3 separate regions of the Mus musculus genome follow, and regions 2 and 3 are each linked to region 1. Evidence: chromatin loops called from intact Hi-C (ENCODE). Cell type or tissue: heart. All regions are shown on one strand. Each heading gives the region's core, and the rest is flanking DNA. Links, peaks and the distances in the headings are about the cores only.

The links. A loop is a pair of places that touch in the nucleus more often than their neighbours do. Peaks named below come from ENCODE experiments on the same cell type or tissue, not always from the same donor. Only the 100,000 strongest peaks of a DNase experiment are listed, where the experiment ranks them.
Region 2: it touches region 1 in a loop (2.0-fold over the local background); 16 of 42 quality-filtered maps call a loop at or near these places.
Region 3: a loop joins it to region 1, with 11 times the contacts of the local background. A loop is called at or near these places in 3 of 42 quality-filtered maps.

What each region holds. Positions count from the first base shown.
Region 1 is chr10:63,241,294-63,248,782 of GRCm38, reverse strand. It overlaps Herc4 (hect domain and RLD 4), which reads right to left and starts at 4,986. Exons shown (of 25, transcript NM_026101.4): 1 at 4,620-4,986; 2 at 3,335-3,365; 3 at 2,658-2,961. The coding sequence starts at 2,883. It overlaps 1700120B22Rik (RIKEN cDNA 1700120B22 gene), which reads left to right and starts at 4,630. Exons shown (of 2, transcript NR_166111.1): 1 at 4,630-4,896; 2 at 5,519-6,552. In heart, for the core only: a CTCF peak has its summit at 3,825 (motif pointing left); a DNase peak (open chromatin) is centred at 4,972; H3K4me3 peaks cover 1,922 bases; H3K27ac peaks cover 1,764 bases.
Region 2 is chr10:63,152,001-63,159,489 of GRCm38, reverse strand. Mypn (myopalladin) reads left to right here. Exons shown (of 20, transcript NM_182992.2): 7 at 6,554-6,695. Among named protein-coding and RNA genes, the nearest start is that of Mypn, 48 kb to the left of the region's middle. In heart, for the core only: a CTCF peak has its summit at 2,945 (motif pointing right); a DNase peak (open chromatin) is centred at 2,339; H3K27ac peaks cover 712 bases.
Region 3 is chr10:63,335,996-63,343,484 of GRCm38, reverse strand. It overlaps Sirt1 (sirtuin 1), which reads left to right and starts at 4,450. Exons shown (of 9, transcript NM_019812.3): 1 at 4,450-4,920; 2 at 6,389-6,505. The coding sequence starts at 4,515. RefSeq lists a promoter at 3,886-4,514. In heart, for the core only: a CTCF peak has its summit at 4,474; DNase peaks (open chromatin) are centred at 4,394 and 5,034; H3K4me3 peaks cover 2,274 bases; H3K27ac peaks cover 1,686 bases.

The DNA.
Region 1 (7,489 bases), core at 2,872-5,371:
ACTAAACAGCAAGGCCAACTCCTACAGTAAGCCACGTGACTTGAGTAACTAATCCTTTTTTTTTTTTTTCCGAGACAAGGTTTCTCTGTATAGCCCTGGCTGTCCTGGAACTCACTTTGTAGACCAGGCTGGCCTCGAACTCAGAAATCCGCCTGCGTGAGCCACCTCACCTGGCTGAGTAACTAATCCTTAATGATACTAAATTCTGTTCCTTCATTACAACTATTTGCTATGGTTATAAAGCCAGTCTATGTAAAGAAATAATTCTTGGCTTTTCTCTACTTTCTTTGTAGACTTGAGTAAAGCTCTGATAAAAGAACTGCCTGTGACTCAGACAGATAAAAAGACTAGTCAATTATCAAGTCTTTCAAACCAATTAAATTAAGTTCTGACAATCCCTCATCTTTAAACTCACCCCTCAAATTTAGCAATTTATAAAAGGAACAGGGAAAGCACATTTAAAACATTGAAGAACCATTCCAAAGAGAACTTTAGTTAAAACATTATTAAGGTTTACCACTCATGCACTTGAAACAAAAACTGAGGTTGAAAGCTGAAATCCTGTCAGAGCAATCACACCTCCTTGAGTTCTTCCATCTCTAGTTACACTTCAAGGTACCAGAGAACCAGGACTTTTGTTTAGATCAGAGCCCTCCTGCTCCCCCACTAACCCCTTTTATAAATAAAATAAAATAAAAATAAAAAAATAAATAAAATAAAATAAAATAAAAAATAAAATAAAATAAAATTCTATAGCACCAGACTTATTTACTAGCTATTTACACAACTACAGACAGAATTAAACCATTATTCCTTTCACTCAATCACACATATTTTTCTCATCAAATTCCCAAGGCTTGAAATACATATAATATCATGGAAAATTTCAATTCTCTTCAGTTACTTCCATTTATGTATGTCTTAACTCCCAATTGAAACTCTAAATCTCTGAAAAACAATGCTCTTTTTTCTTTCCTTTTTCCTTTTCTAGGGACTGTTTGCTACGTCCTGGACACCAACGAGTCAATCTAAAGTGGAAGCACACTCTTCAACTTTGCATTACGAAATAATGCTTCCGGGATGAATTCACAGAAGACAGAGATGTCACAATACAGCCATCACAATGTCAACAAGACCAAAACACACCCAGCTTTCCCCAAACACATCCCTGCGGTTTAAGTTATACTTCCTACTGGTACACGTGGAGGTGGGGTGGGGAGACAGGAGGGCTCTGATCTAAACAACACTAAAATAACACCATGAAAACCTCAACCTGCCGTAGCATTCCCACATAAGCAAAATGTACAGATAGTAAATTACCACCCACAACCACCTCAGTGCCCGAGATTATGAAAATCTGGTATAATTAAGAGATTCTTTCGTGAAATGTAATACAAGAAAATTCATCTGCTTTGAGTTCTACAATAATTAGACCCACTTTATTAAGGAAATGCTCTCATTCATTAAAATCAAGTTACATATCATGAGGTAATAAGTTACAGGCTATGAGAAGAGATTAAGATCCTACCCACAAAGAATAAAAGGTACAGTATCTGCAAATTAAGAGTACTAGGTGTTAAGGATGGCAGTGGTGGAGAGATGGTATGAAAGATACTTCAATTAATTGCCTGAGTGTTTATACCTATGTTGATCTCTCAAAACAAGACCACCAAAAACAAACAAACAAAAAAAAAAAACCCAAAAAAAACCAAAAAGAAAACCAACCAACCAACTAAACACCTCCTACAATGGGATGACAGAGAACAAGGATTACCACAGGGAACGCCTAAGTGTGTTACTGTGACAAACAGCACGGCAGCTTTCTCCTCTGAATTTACTGCCTTCCTGTAGGAGCTTTGGGTTATCACAACTGAGAGCAAAATATCTAATAATTCCACCTCAAATGTGTTACTACCCAATTTTAAATACAACATCCAGAAAAACACCATGAAATCTGACCAAATGTTTCCAATGCTTATTACCTGATAAATTATTTTACATTGTGCTTAGATCTCTCTCCATAGTCAGACCTGGCATTCACAACCCTTTAAAAGCTAGCACTGAAAACGTGGAAGCAGCAACTAGGGGATTAAACAGTACTTCTAACTAAGCAACAAAACATTACATACCTAAAGTAAAATGGGGAATAAAATGGAAGAATTATAATTTACACAAGTAAATGAAAATAAAAAGCTTTTACCATCCCCCCATGAGTACAGAATCATCACAGAGAACAAATTAGGAATTCAAAATCTGTTCAAGGTAGCTGAACTTATTAAAGATTTTGATAACTTTATAGTCTATATAAAAGAAAACAAACACTGAAGTCTAGGGTTTTTTGTTACTGTTTTCAACCACTAGTAGTAGTAATAAATAAAAACAAACAAACAACCACACACACACACCCACCCACCCACACCCACCCACCCACCCACCCACACCCACACCCCCCCCCACACCACACACACACACACACACACACACACACACAATGTACTTCTTAAGCAGCACAGGAAGGTCAAGAGTATGTTTCACTTTTACTTTGCTTTTAAATCTTGAAAAAGCCTGTAAGTTTAGGATTTACAGAGGTCATACAAAACACCATTTCAAGAGTGAAATAAATGATCAATTATTAGAAATAGAGAAATGTCCCGTACCTGGTTTCTTTCTGGACTTTTCATGACCTAGCTGTCCTAGATCATTACATCCACATGTGTACACAGTCCCATCATCCAGGACAAACACAGTGTGCCTGAGTCCACAGCCTACATCTCGGACCTTTTTGTTCACGAAAAAGTCACTTCTCCTGGGCTCTAGTACAATTTCTTCATCAATTCCTCCCAAACCTAGTTGTCCATAGGATGCATTGCCCCAGCACAACATGCTTGGAATGACCTTGGTCTTCCAGTTTCAATACAAAAGTCCCTTCTGAAACACTGGAAACTGGGAGGTACCCTATGTCTGAGGAGAAAAACAAAAGTTAGTAAGACCTCAAAGCAAGCTGCTCTCTCATCGAGTGTTAAGCTAAAATGAGGACTGCACTTGTTTAATACTTATAATATGCTTGGGGTGACAGTCAGTTCTCTCAGTTTTAAAGGGCCATATACAAATGTTTAGGAAATGACATCACCTTCTACTATTCTTTGCAAAACTTAAAACAGTAACTGGCTTTAACTCTGCTATATAAGTACTCTAATGAAATTAGGTTTTCGTGTTTACATACATTTAATGAGAACAGTAAATAAGGCATGTGTCCAATGCCCAAACAAGCAAGTATCCAGCCAACTGCAGAAACATAATCTTCCAGTCCCCCACAGAACAATCTGATACCTACCTCCACATCAACAGAAAATGGAAGTTCTTATCTGTAACATAAATAAAAACAATAATGGAACTTTAGAAAAAAAATAACAATTTAAAGTAGACTATTCTCATTATTTGTACTAATAAGCTATGTACAAAATTAGAAATTATCAAGTCGTAATTTCAAACAATCGACTCCATTTTATAAGTCAAAATGCTAAGGTCGAGAACTCACTCTACTAATTTAATTTTAAAACCAAATCAATGTGATTATAATACATACCTCTAGGAAAATTACTTAAAGATGAAAAACAATCACAGGACTGCTGAGTTTTTTTTCCAAACAAGACCAGGTTGGAGGCAGGGTTAACTTTTGATAGGAAAATCTATATAACTTCTGCGCTTGAAAGACATACATTAAGGGGCTGAGAGATGTCTCTTTTAAAGGATCCTGATTCAATTCCCAGCACCCACATGGCTGCTCTCTGTGTGTAACTCCTCCCAGGGAATCAATCCTACGCCCTCTACTGGCTTCCTGCACTACGGGCACGCATGGTGCACAAACAAGTGAGGGAATCCTCCATTAACATTAAAAAAAAAAAAAAAACCCTTTACATTTCTTTAAAAAGCATGGTGCATTAAGAAGCATTAATAGAAGTCAGTCTTATCCTTGCTGTCCAAAATCACCTAAATTCCTTTCGCTGAATCTGAGGTTTCAAAACATAATTTTCTTGCATTTATGTTTATTTAGAAAGTGCCGAAGCTGTCTCACTCCACTCCTATCAGAAAAAGTTTGGGACACCAAAACTCGAAAGTTCCAGAGAGTTCTGCATTGTCTTTCCCTATCTCTCTCTCTGTGTTTTCAAGGCTAGCATCAGACAGGAACATAGCTCCGATTTCAATGCGCTTCGTTTGGGTACCCTTTTTTTTTTCCTCCAAAAAGTCAGAACCAGTATGGGAAAGACGTTCTCTCGCCAGCAACAGGTAGGAGAACGCAAGGCAGTTTGGTTTCCTCTTTCTCTGACCATGCACCTCACGATCAGCTCCCGCGGCCCGGGGCAGAGGAATGGTCTGCACACACCCAGCCTCACGGGCCGGCCAGCCAAACTCCCGCAGCTACCTATGGGCGAGCCGGGGAGAGGGTTCACCCCACCGGGCTCAGCCCCACGGCCTCGGCCCCAGGGAGACCCTTTCCCCGAGGGCGGTGCACCACTCCGGCCCCGGAAAACGTTGAGGACGCTGGCGCCCTTCCCCAAGGCCCCAGCGGAGCTCGCCTCCGTCACACTACCCCGAACCCACGGGGGGCAACGACTCACCGGGTCTCTCAGGGCAGGGAGAGCCCTAAGCGATGGAGGACGGACGCTCCCTGGACCTCTGGGCGGCTCTCCAGCTCCCAAGACCTTCCTCCTTCAGCCGGCCGCGGCGATTACCACGGCTCCTCCGACGTCCCCGACCGCAGCTCCGCTGCCTCTGCTGCCCGGCTCGCCCGTGAAACTTTCCCAGGCTCCTCCGAGAAACGCTGCCGCCAGCACTCTCCGGACCGAGAGACAAGCCGTCAGCGACCCGGATGGAGCGGGAGGGGAAGGGCTGGCGGTGAGCAGGGCGGAGACCACGAGGGGTGGAGAGAGCTGAGGGAGAGGCTGGCGACGAGGGAGAGCCAGGCGACAAGGGAGAGGGGCGGTGGTTTCGCGGGGGAGGGGGGAGGGGAGGGGCTGGCCGGAAGTGAGCCGGGGAGCATGCGCGACCCCGCCCACTTCCCCATTCGTGCGCCTGCGCGGGAGACCTCCCAGGGTTCGTCTGATCCAGGAGCCTGCGCAGTGTTGCGGTTCCCTGCTCTAAGACGCTAATGCAGCCGGCTAGGGCTAGAAGCTGTCAAATGTATTTTCTTTCTTCCTCTTCTTCTTCTTCTTCTTTTTTTTTTTTGTTCTTGTCCGTGTGTTTTTAACAATGCTTCGGCGTTGACAAGTGAAAATTTCATTTTGGTTTGTCTTTCTGCTTGGAGGGTTTTAGCCTTTTCATAATTTTATTCTACCTTTCCTAATTTTGGTTTTGAAGTAGCAGACGAAACCATCACAAATACGGTTAGAAAAGCCGATGATGACTCATTTTAAACCCTTAAACTCATCTGAACCTAATTTGAACATGTAAGATATATTGCTAGCAATGGAGCAATGGCTTAGTCTAATCTTACTGAATGTCAACATCTTTGCTTCAGGTTCCGGAACAGTGTTGGCTCACGTTTTCAGCTAACTTCTTGGAAGATACGAGGTTAAATTACCCAAACTCTTTCACTCAGAGAAAAACAGGGCTTACAGCTACAGTTCCTGCTTCATGAAAACGAAATCCAGATTTCACAGGCCAATTTTAACATCATCTTGATACTAAATCTGTGTGTGTTGTGGTCTCAAAAAAGGACCCAGTGAATGAATGGAGGACAATTTGTTGGAACAAGAAAAAGATTTGCTCGGTAAGCCGCCAAGACCAAGAGCATGGAGTAGCTTGCTGACATTTTAACCTTTTAAACAGAGGTTCCATGCTCTCTTTATCCTTAGGAGGAAACTCCGTAGCTATCAATCTCTGAGTGTGTGTCAATCGTGAAGAAGTGGGGAGGGGCGGGGGGTAGTCCCATGCTAAACAACTGTACTGCTAGCTTAGAGTGAAGGAAGCTCAAGACCTTTCCAGCAGAGGATAGGTGTAAATAAAATGACAGCCTCATTTTAAAAAAAAGAGACCTTGAAACGCAGTTTTGAAACTGTATAGTAGTTAGTTTTACACAGCGTTATGGCTTTACTGGGTGCTTTAGCCAGCTAAGCATGGCACTAAAGCTAAGTTTGGCTGTCTTCAAACTTGTGGACCCTCCCTTCAGAATGGTTAAGATTGCAGGTGTAGGCCATAGCACCTGGCTTATACCAACCATACTAGAGCCTGGTTGTTTGTTTGTTTGTTTTGGGTTTGTTTGTTTGTTTGTTTGTGGTTTTTCGAGACAGGGTTTTTCTGTATAGCTCTGGCTGTCCTGGAACTCATTTTGCAGACCAGGCTGGCCTCGAACTCAGAAATCCGCCTGCCTCTGCCTCCCAAGTGCTGGGATTAAAGGCGTGCGCCACCACACCGGGCTGAGCCTGGTATTTTTGAATGAATGTTAACAATCTGTGTAGTCAACCACAGTACACAGGTTGGTTGTTTTTATTTAAAAGTATGTTTCAGATTAGGAGATGGTTACTGATGTGTTTATTAAAAGATAAAGAAGTATTAATATATGTTCAATGGGGGTGAGGTGAGGTGTGGGGGAGGGGGTACCTCAGCAGGCCCATGCCAAGGCATCCCTTTCCCCTGAGAGACCAGCCGCACAAGGGTAGAGTATAGAATAGAGCTTATTCAGGGCATGGGGAGGGGAGTTAGAGGGTTGTAGAGGCAGAGAAAGGAGAGAGAGAGAGAGAGAGAGAGAGAGAGAGAGAGAGAGAGAGAGGGAGGAAGAGGCCAGCCATAACTGTGTGGAGAGAGAAAGGAAGGGAATGGGGAGAGGGAGGGAGAAAGAGGGCAAGAGAGAGAGGCCAGAGAGAGCACAGGGGGCAAACAGCCTCTTTTATAGTGGGTCAGGCCTACCTGGCTATTGCCAGGTTAACTGTGGGGAGGAGCATGTATGGCTATTGCCAGGTAGCTGTGGGGTGGAGTTTAGACAGAATGCTAACAGTTACTGATTGTTCTATGTAAATTAATTTCCTGGACTACAACAAATTACCCCAAATCAAGTCTCTTAAAACAATAGAAAATTGTTGTCTTCCATTTTAGCAGTCAGAGTCTAAAAGGCGGCCACGGGCTGATTCCCTCTGGTTTTAAGGGGAGAATTTTTTCCTGTGTTTCTCTCTGGCTTCTGGTGACTGCCACAGGTCCTTGGCAAGCCTTGTGGAAGTAGATCACCCTGATTCCTTCTTCCACCTTACACTTGATGTTTTCCCCTGAATGTCTAAACTCAAGTTTCTCCTTCTCTAAGGATGCCAGCGACTGGATCAGGGCCCACATTAATGCAATATGAACTCGTTGTCTTAAAGGGATTGTATCTACAAAGATCTTATTTCCCAGTAAGATCACATAGGCTCCCTGGGGTTCAGATTGCAGACTACCACAGTATGTAAAAGAAGTATTGCAACTCCATTTTGGAGACCCTGACCTAAGTTTGAACTCAGTT
Region 2 (7,489 bases), core at 1,693-4,192, 88 kb after region 1:
TGGCATAAAAGTGTCATATAAATAAAGCAGTATATCATGTCCATTTATTACAGGTTAGAGACAGTGCTAACTCTTTGGCTAAAAGTAGCCAAACCACCAAATACACATCTGATCCCAAAAGTCTCCTGTCTTCCCATTCTCAGCACCTACCACCTCCCGATTTCAAAGCTTAGGTGTACTAAGATTCACTCTGCTCAGAGCACGTGCCTTGTACATTCAACACAGACAAAGCTGTTTATATTTCCCAGTCATCCTGAAAGCTATGTGTAATATGCAGATAGAAGTTTACAAAGGGGCAATCTGGGACAAGGATGCACGCCTATATTCCTAACAGTCAGGAGGCCGAGACAGAGAGAGGCTGTTCAAGGCCAGACTGGGCTACATAGAAAGATTCTTTCTCAAAAGCTAAGTTCCAAAACAGCTACTTTTCTCTCTCTCTTTCTTTCTTTCTTTCTTTCTTTCTTTCTTTCTTTCTTTCTTTCTTTCTTTCTTTCTTCCTTCCTTCCTTCCTTCCTTCCTTCCTTTCTTTCTTTCTTTCCTTCTTTCTTTCTTTCCTTTAAAAAAATCTGGGTTCAGGGTGTAGATCAGTGGTTAGGTACTTGCCTAGGAAGCACAAAGCTCTGGGTTTAACCCTCAACATGAGAGAGAGCAAGAAAGAGAGAGAAGAAGACACAGACAGAGACGCACAGAGGGAGTCAGATAGGACCCTTTAATACTAATTCTTTATACTTAGTTCTCAAAGTCACTCATAGCACCCATTCTAACTGCTTTAACTGAGGTGTCTCTGGTTGCCTCTTTCTAATTAGATGTTCTAGGTGGCAGACACAAATGCCTTTGACATAAAAATGGGGAAATTAATTGATCATTAGACACGGTGAAGTCTAAAATGTTAGCTTGCTGGTAGGAAATCAGTTCTTGGTACACAGATGGGAGCTACGAGGAGGCTTTCTCTGCCCGCTGCATGTAGGCTTTTACCTCCATAAATGGGATCAGGATTGCCCAGGGACGTGGGGCACCAGGATAGGCTGGGGTTCAGATTCCAGAGAGACTTATCAGCCCCAGTGTGCTTGCGTTAGTTTCCGTCAGTGAGGGCACGATTGAGGTCACCGTCACTGCCAGGGTCATTAGCGAATATCTGAGTCACAGTTACCAAGGATGGTATTACGCCACCGAGCACTGATAGCAGGTGATTTGCATACATCGGTCCAGGTTATTCCGTCTCTGTTTACCTCTTTAGGGACTTCTGGCCGGACAGCTCCTGTGACTCATTTTCTATACAGCCTAACAAAGCATTTCTTTGCCAATTATGGCAAGACAGCAATTTTATTTTTAAAAGCAGTGAATAGAGAGTGGAGTTTTATTTAACTCCTTTTTGTCCTGGTGATAGAAAATGCTTATCTTCATTTTTTAAATTTTATTGGGGGGGGGCGGAGTGCTGACTTTCAAGACCAGGTTTCTCTGTATAGCCCTGGCTGTCTGGGAACTTGCACTGTAGACCAGGCTGGCTTCGAACTCCACCTGCCTCTGCCTCCAGAGGGCCGGGATTAAAGATGTGGACCACCACTACCCAGCCTGTATATTCTTCTTATAGAAGATTTAAGTGAAAAGGAGAATGGCCCTACCAAATGGTGGCATTGTTAGAGCAGACCATGGGTGCCTATATGCTTATTCATACAGAGTGCCGGTGCCATTGGTTGGCTTGTTGTGAGATGACCATGTGCTTGTGAATGCTGGGTAAGTGCTCTGCCACTGAGCTACATCCCTAGCCCCTGCTTTGTTGTCGGTGTAGGCAAAGCCTCAGGCTGACCTCAAACTCTCTAAGTAGCAGTGGACGACTTTGAACTCCTGGTCTTGCTTCCACCTGCTGAGTACCAGGGTTACAATGTATCCGTGAGCACACCTGCTTTTATGCAGCTGCTGGGAATTCAACCCAGGCCTTTGTACCTGCTAGGCAACCTCTCTACCAACAGAGTTACATCCTCAGCCCACCCTCTATGCCTTGTTTCTATTTTTCACATGTATTCACTTCTTTGGCATGGACTGTCCCTCTACCCTGTAGGTTTCAGGGATGGGATTGAGGTTTCAGCCTCGGCAACAAGTACCCTTTCCCTTTGAGCCATCTCAGCACCCTTCCTGTGTTTTGAAACACTCTGTGTATGGAGCTAGACCACCCTTCCTCCTCCTCTTTGCAACATCAAAAACATTTCACTCTACTTAGGAAGAGAACAGCACTCACACGTCTTGAGTGTGGAGGGAGGGAGGTGACCAAATTAGAATCTTGCTCCTGTCACCTCCCACTCAACAGCAGCTGCCCTGGCTGGCTTTCAAGGCTGCCTCAGCCCTAGCTCTGGCGGCTTCAGCAGTAACTTGAAGATCGAAAGGGGGCAGGGGAAGGGAGAATTTGAAGAGCCCTACATTATATAACAGCAGAGGCAGGAAACCCTGAAATAACTGGGCCAGTGGCCAGATCCAGATTTCTCAAGGCTTCACCATCCCTCTTCCCAGCCCACCAGTTCCAGAGACTTTTCTGCATCCTTAGCCCGGGCCACCCATGACAACCAAACTGTCATAGCACAAGTGTGGCAGTCAGAGGACAACTTATGAGAATCTGTTTTCTCCTCCCACCATGTAGGTCCTGGAATCAAACTCATATCCTCAGGCTTAGTGGCAAGCACCTTTGCCTGCTGAGCCCTCTCGACATCTCCCATTGGTTTATATCACTAAGCTCTTTTTTTTGGACCAACTACAGCCTAAGGCACTACACACATTTCTGTGCTTCATGCCTAAAGAGACTGAAACATCTGGATTTAAAAAGATAAATAACAACATGAACCTTGGAGCTATACGTAAAAATATTTTATCTTATGCAGATGAGTGTTTTGTATTTTATCTGTATATATGTATGTGCACTCCATCCATACCTGCATCCAAGGAGGCCAGAAGAGGGCAGCAGACTCCCTAGAACTGGAGCTAGAGACAATTGTGAGTCACAATGTGGATACTGGGAATCAAGCTTTAGTTCTCTGCAAGAACAAGTGCTCCTAACTGATAATGTATTTTAACCAATAAGAGAGATGCTATTTCTGTTACTGTTTTGTTTTGTTGGCTGGGTGCTTGTTTGTTTGATTGCTTTTAAAAACAGAGTCTCACTATATAGCTCTGGTTGCCCTAGAATTCACTACATAGACCAGGCTGGCCTCAAACTCACAGAGATACAACTGCCTCTGCCTCCCAAGTGCTGGGGTTAAAGGGTGTCACTATGCCTGGCTGAAAAGCTGTTTGTGAAGGCATCTTTGCGTTGAGCCTGCCAGGCAAGATCCACTAAGCAGGAACACCCATTTACAGCACTGCTGCTATCAGGCAGGGCAAAGCAGGCATGTTTCCAAATCTCTTCTGCATTAAATGCTTCCATTCTTGGAATATCTTCAGGAAGAGCAGGGACAAAGGGCTCAGGGCTGCCTGGTCACAGAGACTCTCCAGACTGTCGGGTGTGTAATGAATGAACTCAAACTCTGTGGTGACAAAAAACAAAAAAACAAAAACAAAAACAAACCGAAGATTTGCACTTTGACCATTGTTTTGACCTCAGAGGAATGAGGACTTTGGACTATAGTGACTTTATTTCAGATCCATAATTTCCAATAAAGATTAACTTGGGCTTCCTCAGTTGGGGACTGTCTCATTTAGCTTGACTGAAATGAAATGAACGCAGCCAAGTCTGTGCTCCTTGTGTGTATTTGTTTGGGTTTTGCTCCTACAATGGAATACCAAAGGCTGGGTCCTTTATACAGGAAAGAGGTTTGTGTACCTAAGAGGTTTGGCATTTCAAGGGTCTAACAGTGGTATTGCCTTAGCTCTGGTGATGATCTTGTGGCGGAGAATAGGAAGAGAATCATGCAGAGAGACAGGGTTTTAAAAGAAAAAAAGAAGGGACTGGAGAGATGGCTCGGTGGTTAAGAGCACTTGCTGCTTTTCCAGAGGACCTGTGCCCTGTCTCCAGCTCCCACACAACGGCTCACAACCATCCATAGCTCCAGCTCTAGAGGAGGATCCAGCACCCTCCTCTGGCCTCCCTGAGCACCAGGCATAGATCTGTGCTCTCCAGACATACACACACAGGCGAACACCATACATAAAAGTTCGTTTGGAAAAAAAAAAAAAAGAAAGGAAGAGAAAAGGAGCCAGTAACGACCTCTCAAGTCGCCTCTTGATGGTCTCACTACCTCTTAACACTGTCACCTGAGGGAAGAAGCTTCTAACATGTGAATGTTTAGGGAGATACATTGTATCGACTGTTTAGGGAGACACATTGTATAATCCACATCAGCATCACAGCATCAGAGGATGCCTGGGGTCTACTGCCCTGACTAAAGCAGCATCATCCACACCATGCCCTAATGGCTTACCTAACTAATCTCTATGTGTGAGTAGACACATCTCTTTATGAGACTTTGTAGAAGACCTTGGATTTACCAGGCCTAGTGGTGCACGCCTCTGATTCTCAGCCCTCAGGAGATGGAGGCGGGAGAATCAAGAGTTCAAGGTCATCCTCAGCTACCTAACAAGGCCACTTTATTCTAAAAAACAAAATCAAAACAGCGCCAGCAAGATGGCTCAGCTGTGGGGCTGAAGGAAAGGCTCGGCAGTAAAGAGTCTGAACTGCTTTACAGGACCAGAGTTCAGAGGACTACACCAGGCAGCTCACCACAGCTTGTAACTCCAGCTCCAGGAGGCCCTGGTGCCTTCTTTTGGCCTCAGAAGCCACTTCATCCACATAAACTTACAGAAGCATACACATATACACGTAATTAAAAATAAAAAAATGATGCCAATAAACGTTTAAGAAAAAGACAAGGGGTAGCAGAGACGGGGAAGAAAAAGACAAAACAAACAAACAAACAAACAAACAAAAAAACCCTACAATTTGCAACAATAATGGCTTTGACTCTCAGCAACTATTTCTAAGTGGCTTGTGAGATCACCCTTGGACTCTTCCCTTCTGGGTATTGACCCCTGCTAGGAAGAACTTCTACCTCCTACCGTAGACATTAGCAGGCCTACTCTGTACACAGTAGCACTGCGGGTGTCTTGGCTGACCTCTCAAATAGATCACAGGTCTCCGCTTTCATTGTCAAATGAAAAAAATTACAACCAAAATGAGACGGGGCTTCTCTCAGCTGTGACACAGCCTCTCAAGAGGGTCCTTCTGCAAAAGGGTTTCACAGACCCTCTGCTGAAGACCGGCTTAGCAAATGAACTGAGTCACAAGCCATGTTAGAACGTATAGTATAGATTGACTTCATTCTGTATAGATCCATTTTAATTCGTGCCATATATCAATTGTACAAACCCTTCTGCCACTATTCTTTTTACTGGGGACAGTTGATTTATTTTCTAACCTGTTTGCCTCAGAAGGAATATAAACTCCATTAATTCCAGAGAGATTTCTGACTGCCACTGAAGGTTTCCGTAGGCCCCAAAGGCGACTTTGAGTGCAGAATTGTCTCAGAGGTCAGGGAAGAGCACGGCATACAGTGACTCATGGATGTTGCCTGCTTCCTAGGGGAAGTGAGGGATGACTGGACTTTTCAGTCCAATAGCTCTTTTATCAATTCAGAAACCACTCTGTTGTTTGGGTCACGAATGATTTCAGCAAATAAATTTGGGACTCTATGAAGAAGAAAATACTGACATTGAACTACAGCGCCCCCTGGCTATCATGATGCCAATTCACAGACACCTCTGAATTAAGAGTCAACAGAAGTATGCATTAAGCCAGAGTTCAACCTTTGGACACTGGGGCAAGACCTTGTCACCTACAAAACTCATGCTTGCAAACTGTTCAGGTGACCAAAACCACCTTACTTTGTAATATTTGTAAGTAGGTTTGTGTTTATTTTGTGTAAGGCACCGCTCATAGCTGTTTGCGGGGGGTGGTTCCCCCATCACTAGACAAGGGTTGTGAATGTGTCAGAGCAATGACAAATACAATAAGTTAGACAAGAAATGTTTTTAAAAAAATCACAAATTATAGGAGTGAATGAGTAAAGAAATAAAGAAAACTAGCAAATAATAGCAGAAATTAGTTTTAAAAAAACTCCTTTACTCTTACCTAATAGTTAATAAATTTGATTAGCACCAAAATGGAGATAAAGAAGAACAATGAGGAGGTGGTGGCTGGCTCAGAGGTGAAGAGCAGTGACTGCTCTTCCAGAGGTCCTGAGTTCAAATCCCAGCAACCACACGGTGGCTTATAACCATCTATAATGGGATCCAATGCCCTCTTCTGGTGAGTCTGTAGAGAGTAACAGTGTACTCATACATAAAACAAACAAACAATAAACAAACAAACATTTAAATACATCTTTAAAAGAGGAATAATAATGAGGAAAGAACCTTGGGAGGGTTGGATGGTGTTATATTTGGGGTAAAGCTGCCAGAGACATAGAAGCTGTGGAAAGAAATCCAAGGGTGGAGAGGGCCTCCCTAACAACCAGGAGTGGGGTGTGGTCCCCAAGTGCATAGGTTATAGCGGTACTTCTCTCTCACCCAGATGCTGCAGAACTTGTCAGCCTCTGAGGGGCAGCTGGTTGTCTTTGAGTGCAGAGTGAAAGGGGCCCCATCTCCGAAAGTCGAGTGGTACAGAGAAGGGACATTAATAGAAGACTCTCCCGACTTCAGGATCTTACAGAAGAGTAAGTTGATGCTTTTCTGATAGTTTTACTCTTTAAAAATAAGGGTTTCATATAGGTCTGTTCTTATGTTTTTTAAAAACAAATTAAATATATGTTTTTTTTAAAAAAGCTGATATAAAGAGGTTGGAGAAATGGCTTAACAGTTAAGAGCATTGGCTGCTCCTCCAGAGGACATAGTTGGAGACTCACAACTGTCTATAAGTCTAGTTCCAGGAGATCTGTCACTCTCTTTTGGTCTCTGTGGGTACTGCAAGCATGTTGTACACAGACATAAATATAGGCAAAAATGTCCATATGTATAAAAGATCTGTTCAAATTTCTTAAACTAACATAAAAATCACTTGTAAGAATGTCTCCTAAGGCTGGGCATGGTGGCACACACCTTTGATCCCAGTACTCAGGAGGCACAGTCAGGTTGATCTCAGAGTTTGAGGGCAGCCTGGTCTCTACAGTGAGTTCCAGGACAGCCAGGTCTACACAGAAAAGCCCTTTCTCAGAAACAAAACTAAACTAAAGAATGTCTCCTAAGATAAATTGTATTAGTATATTGGTATATATTCTCCAAGATTTCTCCATACATATTTTTAATTTAAAAAAGATCAGGGGCTGAAAAGATGGCTCAGTGGTTAAGAGCCCTAACTGCTCTTCCAAAGGTTCTGAGTTCAAATCCCAGCAACCACATGGTGTCTCACAACCATCTGTAATGATGTCTGACTCCCTCTTCTGGAGTGTCTGAAGACAGCTATGGTGTACTTATATATAATAAATAAATAAATCTTTTTTAAAAATCAGTC
Region 3 (7,489 bases), core at 3,234-5,733, 94 kb before region 1:
CTAGTAGGTTACGGGAATAATTTGTAATCTTACAATGGGGAGCTAGGGGTGCTTCTCAGTGGTACTGTGTTTTGTGTTTCTTTTTTCTTTTCTTTTCTTTCTTTTTTTTGGTTTTTCAAGACAGTTTTTTTCTGTAGCTTTTGGTTTGTTTGTTTGTTTGTTTGTTTGTTTTCAAGACAGAGTTTTCTTCTGTAGCCCTGGCTGTCCTGGAACTCACTCTGTAAACCAGGCTGCCCTTGAACTCAAAGATCTGCCTGCCTCTGCCTCCTGAATGCTGGGACTAAAGGTGTGTACCACCACTGCCTGGCTTCAGCAGTGTCTTTTCTTTTCTTTTCTTTTCTTTTTTTTTTTTTAAAGATTTATTTATTATTATATCTAAGTACACTGTAGCTGTCTTCAGATGCACCAGAAGAGGGCATCAGATCTCATTACGGATGGTTGTTAGCCACCATGTGGTTGCTGGGATTTGAACTCAGGACCTTCGGAGGAGCAGTAGGTGCTCTTAACCACTGAGCCATCTCTCCAGCTCGGCAGTGTGTTTTCTTAAACTTCACGATACTCTTAGTTTAATTCCCAGTGCTGGAAAATAACAATCATTACTGCCACCACCACCACTGCCACAATTATAGGTAATCCAGCAGCCAACACAAGCACAATACACATAGCTACGATATCTTTTTCATTTCCTTTTGTGTGGTGAGGCTAAAACCCAGGGCATTCTATCTAAATAATCTACCACTGAGCTACAATCCCCAGCAACCTCCCCCCCAATCATTGTCTCTTCTCTTCTTCCTACTCCTTTGGCCTCCTCTTTCCCTTCCATCCTTCCTGCTCTACTACCTTCACTTCAAGACGGAATCTTATGTTGCTCTGTCTGGCCATGAATTTGCTTAGACAAGTGTCTTATTTAAGGTTTCAGTTGCTGTACTAAAACACCATGGACATAACTTTGGGAGAGAAGGGTTTATTTCTGCTTCCAACTCTCAGGTCATACTCAGTCACTGAGGGACTTTAGGACAGGAACTTAAGGCAGGAACCTGGAGGCAGGAACTGAGGCAGAGGCCATGGAGGGATGCTGCTTACTGGAGTACTCTATAGCTTGCTCAGCCTCTCTCTCTCTTTCTTTCTTTCTTTCTTTCTTTCTTTCTTTCTTTCTTTCTTTCTTTCTTTCTTTCTCCTGATTATATATATATATAATTTTTTATTTTTTTATACAAGCTTTCTCTATGTAGCCCTGGCTGTCCTGGAATTTGCTTTGTAGACCAGGTTGGCCTCGAACTCACAGAGATCCACTTCCCTCTGCTTCCTGAGGAATCCTGCTGGGATTAAAGGCATGCACCACCACTGTTTGACTCAGCCTGCTTTCTTATAGCACCCAGGATCAGGGTTGGCACCATCCACAGTGAGCCGGGCCCTTTCCACATCAATCAGACTTGCTGACAGGAAAATCTAGTGGGAGCATTTTCTCAACCGAGATTCCCTCTTCTAAAATGTCTCTACCTATGTCAAGTTGACATAAACCTAGCCAGCATAACAGGACTGACATGTGACTTTCTATCTTCCTGCTTCTACTTCCCAGGTGCTGGGACTGCAGACCACGTTCCACCATGCCTGATTTCTGAGGGGCTAGGATTGAATGCAGAGCTTTGTGCATTGCTATGTGGTACCAAAGGTACTATATCAGTCCTGATTCTTGCCTGATTCATGAACTTCTCTAGTCTGCCAACTGGAACAATACAACCTGCCAGTCTTCTTTGTGTATAGGTGCACCACTAACTTCTAGAAAGCTGGATGCAATAAGTAGCAAGTGCCACTTGCTTTCATGGTTAGCTTGTAAAACCCCTTCAACGTATGCTTAAACAGCACAGTGCTATACATGTTTCCTGCCTCCTGTGCTGTGTGGCTTGGAGATCCTCTTTTTCTACCACGTGGGCCCCAGAGATCAAGTTATCATCAGGCTGTTCCCCATAGATCCATGTCCCTGTCCCCATTTTTTTTTTTTTTTTTTTTTACTTTTGTTTGGTACAGTCTTTAATGATGTAGTCCTTGGTAGCCTAGACATAAGTAAAACAAGCTGGCCTCAAACTCATGGAGATCCACCTGCTGCTGCCTTCCTAGAGCTGGGATTAAAGGCGTGTACCACTGCGGGGGACCTAAAGAATATTACTATTTATTGTTTTTGAGACAGGGTCTCACTCTACAGTTCTGTCTGCCTTGGAACTTGCTATGTAAACTATGCGGGCCTCAAATCTCCATTCTGCCTCCTGAGTGCTAAGGTTGAAAGTGTGTTCAGCCACATCCATCCTGGGCCTAAGGATTTTTAAAAATTGTTTGCATTGTTTGTGAGTGTGAGTGTGTGTGTGTGTGTGTGTGTGTATGCTCGAGTGCACAAAACACCTTTGGAAATCAGAATAGTCTGGAACTGGAGTTACAGGTGGTTGTGAGCCACCTGAAATAGGTGCTGGGAACCAAATTCAAGTTCTCTGAAAGATTATTGCATGTGCTTAACCACTGAGCTATAGCAACACTCCCAGGTTTAATATTTTAATTTTAATTATTTTTTTTTTTTTAGTCTTTGAGCCTACGTGGCCCTGGCTTGCCTGAACTTCATATGTACACCAGGATGCCTAGATTTGCCTGCATCTGCCTCAAGTGCAGGGAGTAAAGGTCTGTCCCATCATGCCAGGCTCCTGAGTCCTGTTGTAAAAGGTGTGTGCTGCCACGTGTGGCTAGTGTTTTGTTTTTGAGATAGGGTGGGATCAAATTTATTACCTAGTGCAAATGGATTTAATTTTCTGATCCTGCTGCCTCTAACTCTAAAATCTGGGGAAACCCCACTGTAATTGAACCATGTGCAATTGAGCCCTAATGATCCAAATGGATACAGGTGCTCAGAATTTCATGGTAACTAGAAAGTGAAGGGGCTTAGAGTTGTGAAGGAACTAAGGATTATTTAAAAAATTATTTAAATATGTATTTTTATGCTGGGCTTGCTGGTGTACATCTTTAATCCCAGCAGTTCAAGAAGCAGAGGCAGGTGGCCTCTGAGTTCAAGGACAGCCTGATCTACAGAGTTCCTGGACAGCCAGGGCTACACAGAGAAACCCTAACTCATAAAACAACAACAAAGAGGATTTTTATGTGTTTGGGTCTTTTGGCTCCATACATGTCTGTGTTTACCAAAAGCAGGTGTCAGATCTGAAGGTATGAGCTGTCATGTGGATGATGGGAGTCAAACCTAGGGCCTCTGCAGGAGCAACAAGTGCTGTTAACTACAGAGCCATTTCTACAATTCTAGAAGTAAGATTATTTTTTCGAGACAGGGTTTCTTTGTGTAGCCTTGGCTGTCCTAGTGAACCTCCTCCTGTCTCCTCCAGCTTGCTGGGATTAAAGGCCTGTGCCACCATCAACTGCCTAGGATTTTAAAACTAATGTCATTTACTTTAAACCTGACTAGCTGATTTCTCATGGTCTATCGTTTTAAATTTCGTTTTTGAGACGAGGTCTTATGTATTCCAGGCCTTTTTTGAACTTCCTAAGTAGTTGGAGATTACCTTCAACTTACCCTCCTTCCTCCCTCTCTCTAGGGCTTCGGGGTTGTCTGGCAAGCGTGACTTTACAACTGAGCTACAGTCTCTTTCGGTCCTGGCCCTGTCATTTTAGAGATGATTAAAAACTGGGCTTAGAAAAGGTTCAGTCAATCGCCCAAGTCACAAGAGCCCAGGCCCAATCTGACTCTTAACACAGAAGTTTGTGGAGAACCAACCACTCTCCCTTCTGTCCTCTCTCTTGCTGCCCCAAGAGATGAATTTTACCAAAGACTAAAGCGAGGTACAGAGGACCTGGTGGGTCCAGAGAGCAGATAGGGCGGGTCCTCAATCGCCAGATCTTTCCAGGAGGGCAACAGGCCCCGAGGGCTGGCTTGGGCATTCCATTGCACTTGAGAAGGGAGATTGGGAGAGAGCGCAAACTTCCTGAGGAGAGACCACAGGGGTAACCTGAGGAAGAGCTGTCACAGAGCAAGGGCAAGGCAGGTGGAGGAGTTCTCCTCAGGAAGGCCGGCGTCGGCCAGGTTGGGCTCTCCAGAGCCCCTGAGGTAAAAGCCGACTTGAGGCGAAGAGGCGCAGGCAGGCAAGGTGCACGCGTGAGGCCCAGGTGGGAAGTGGCGGCGCCATCGCAAACTTGAACCACCGCGGCGATCCCGGACGAGCAAGCGAGCGAGCGAGCGAGCGAGCGAACGGGTCGGGCGGGCGGGAGGCGCCAGAGGCCGCTGAGGGGAGCCGAGCCGCCCTGGGTGGGGCCGGGAAGGGCCCAGGCCGCGGGCGGCGCCCGGCCACGTGACCCGGCGTGTTGTGGTCCGGCCCGCGTGGGTGGCGGGAGAGGCGCGGGGGCGGGGAGGGGCGGGTCACGTGACGGGGTTTAAATCTCCCGCAGCCGAGCCGCGGGGGCGCCAGTGCCGCGCGTCGAGCGGAGCAGAGGAGGCGAGGGCGGAGGGCCAGAGAGGCAGTTGGAAGATGGCGGACGAGGTGGCGCTCGCCCTTCAGGCCGCCGGCTCCCCTTCCGCGGCGGCCGCCATGGAGGCCGCGTCGCAGCCGGCGGACGAGCCGCTCCGCAAGAGGCCCCGCCGAGACGGGCCTGGCCTCGGGCGCAGCCCGGGCGAGCCGAGCGCAGCAGTGGCGCCGGCGGCCGCGGGGTGTGAGGCGGCGAGCGCCGCGGCCCCGGCGGCGCTGTGGCGGGAGGCGGCAGGGGCGGCGGCGAGCGCGGAGCGGGAGGCCCCGGCGACGGCCGTGGCCGGGGACGGAGACAATGGGTCCGGCCTGCGGCGGGAGCCGAGGGCGGCTGACGACTTCGACGACGACGAGGGCGAGGAGGAGGACGAGGCGGCGGCGGCAGCGGCGGCGGCAGCGATCGGCTACCGAGGTGAGTCCGCGCGCGCTGCCGCGCAGCCGCGTCCCTCCGCGTCCCCGCCTGTGACCCGGTCCCAGGTTGCCCAGGGCCCCGAGAGCTCCGCGGGCTCCGCGGCGGCGGCGGCGGCAGCGGCGCAGCTCGGCCCTGGCTCGGCCGCGCGCCGCCGAGCTCGCCGGCCCTGCTGCGGAGCCGCGCGCGGACTCGCCGCTCGCCTGGGCCGCCTTGCGCTGCTGCGCGCAGTCGCCGGGACCGCGGTTCTCGCAGTTTGGCGTTAGAGTGAAGTTTTCCCTCCCTCGGTTTGGTTTCCCTCCCGATGCGCCTTTAGTGAAGTTATAGTTTTCCTCACTGCACACTTTGCTTTGCGACTTTGGGGCTGTCCCGTGGATCGACATGCGATTTCGTTTTGCAAACTGACACCTGTGTTGCTTTTTTTTTTTTTTTTCTTTTTTGGATAGACCTATGTCTTTTTTTGAAGTTAGAAATTTTAATACACCAAAGCTATTTCTTGAGACACAGTCTAAAAAATGTAAGGAAATGGCTATTCCTAAAAATGTTGCTTTTCTGCGATTGCATTTATCACTTCGATATAGAGGAGTTATAGTTGTACTGTACTTTCGTAAGTTTTCTTTTCCTTTCAAAATCATGCTCGCAACATTTTTAGATTAACAAACCTGAAACAAACCTGCTTGGTTTTGCCCTATTGACGCCAAACGTTTGGGTTACTTTTTTGTTTTGTTTTTGTAATAATGCCACTTATCGTCTTCCTGAAAAGCTTTGTACAGAATTTATCAGAGTCTGTCAGTGCCCTTGTAGATGTTTGTGGCTCGTATAATGGTGCCATGAATTAAAAAACAACAAAACGTGTTAGGGACTGAAATAGGAAATGACCCTTGATGTCAGGTATTAAAGGGGAAACAAGTCGCATAAAGTATGCTTCGTGTTCTTTAAATCATACATTTACTAACACCCAGTGGCTGAAGCAGGTAGATTGCTACTTGAAAGGGCTACGGAAAGAGACTTTCTCTGGTTGGGGCAGTGAGAACACAGCCAGGGATTGATTTTTATCTCAGTGATATTTAGAAGTAATTTCTATTTGATGCATTTCATGAAGTTGTATTTCTTTGTCCTGGGCATGGAACCCTGAGCTGCTTTTGTAGGGCTACACAGATTTTATTTGTGTGTGTGTGTGTGTGTCTTCATTTTGGATTTTTTGAGGTAGGGTCCCTGTTTAGCCCAGGCTGGTCCGGAACTCACTATTTTATATATGTCAGGCTGGTTTCCAATGTCTGTGCCTTCCAGGTGCTGGAGTTACAGATGTGTGTGCTTCTGTGCCTTTCTGGTTTTTTGTTTTTGTCTCAAGAACCTGTGTGTGTCTCACCATACAGGCCAAACGGGCCTCAAAGTACCTGGGATTGCAGGTGTGGACCGCAGGGCCCAGCTGGGGATTGTCTGAGCCGCAGCCTTTTGATCTCTTTGACAGACAACCTCCTGTTGACCGATGGACTCCTCACTAATGGCTTTCATTCCTGTGAAAGTGATGACGATGACAGAACGTCACACGCCAGCTCTAGTGACTGGACTCCGCGGCCGCGGATAGGTATGCTTCAGGCATGTGCATCTTTGAAACAATTGCAAACTTCCTTCATTCCTTCCGTCCTTCTGTCCGTCCTTCCTTTTTGAGACAAGATATTTTATAGCCCAAGCTAGTTAAGCTACTCTGCAGTCTCTGCCCAGCCTCTGGAGTACATCACAACCAAAGCTCTTTTTGACTTACTCTTCCTTCTCTCTTTTCTTGATTTTTTTTTTTTTTTTTTTTGACATTTTCATCTATCCTATGATGGCTTTAAACTTGTGGAGTCTAGGATGTAAGGATGACATTGATATCCTGACTTTACCAGCAGTCCAGAGTGCTGGGATTATAGGTGTGCTGTATGTACCATGTCCGTTTGTCAGTGCCTGAGGTTAGGTCCTCACCTCTTTTCTTCTGTACATTGTTTTTGCTTTCTGTGTACAGCCTTTGGGGGTTTTGCTTGCTTGTTTTGTTGTGGTTGTTGTCGTTCGTCTGCTTGCTTGTTGAGACAGGAACACGTATAGCCTAGACTGGCTTGAACTCATTGGCTGGGTAGCCAGCCAGCACATATTAGCCTTGAATTTCTGATCTTGTGTCTAAATGCTGGGGATTATAGTTATTTGGTACCACCCCAACAGCTGCTTTTGTACCAACTTTAAATTCTCTGTCACCTTTACCATTTAGATTTAGTTGCTCAGGTATTGGTAAGATTTTTTTTTTCTTGGCCTCCTGCATGGTAATCCTTGAGTCGCTCACCACGTCCTCCCATCTAAGGCAGTCAGAATACCTAGACAGTCCAGGCAGTAGTGGCAGGCATCTTTAATCCTAGCACTCAGGAGGCAGAGGCAGGAGAATCTTGAGTTCTAGGCCAGCCTGATCTACAGAGCAAGTTCCAGGAGAGCCAGGGCTACACAGAAACCCTGTCCCCAACCAACCAACCAAAAAAACCCCTTAGACTTAAGCACACCCTCCCCAAACTGAATTAGTCAGATCTTGTTAGGGATATGACAT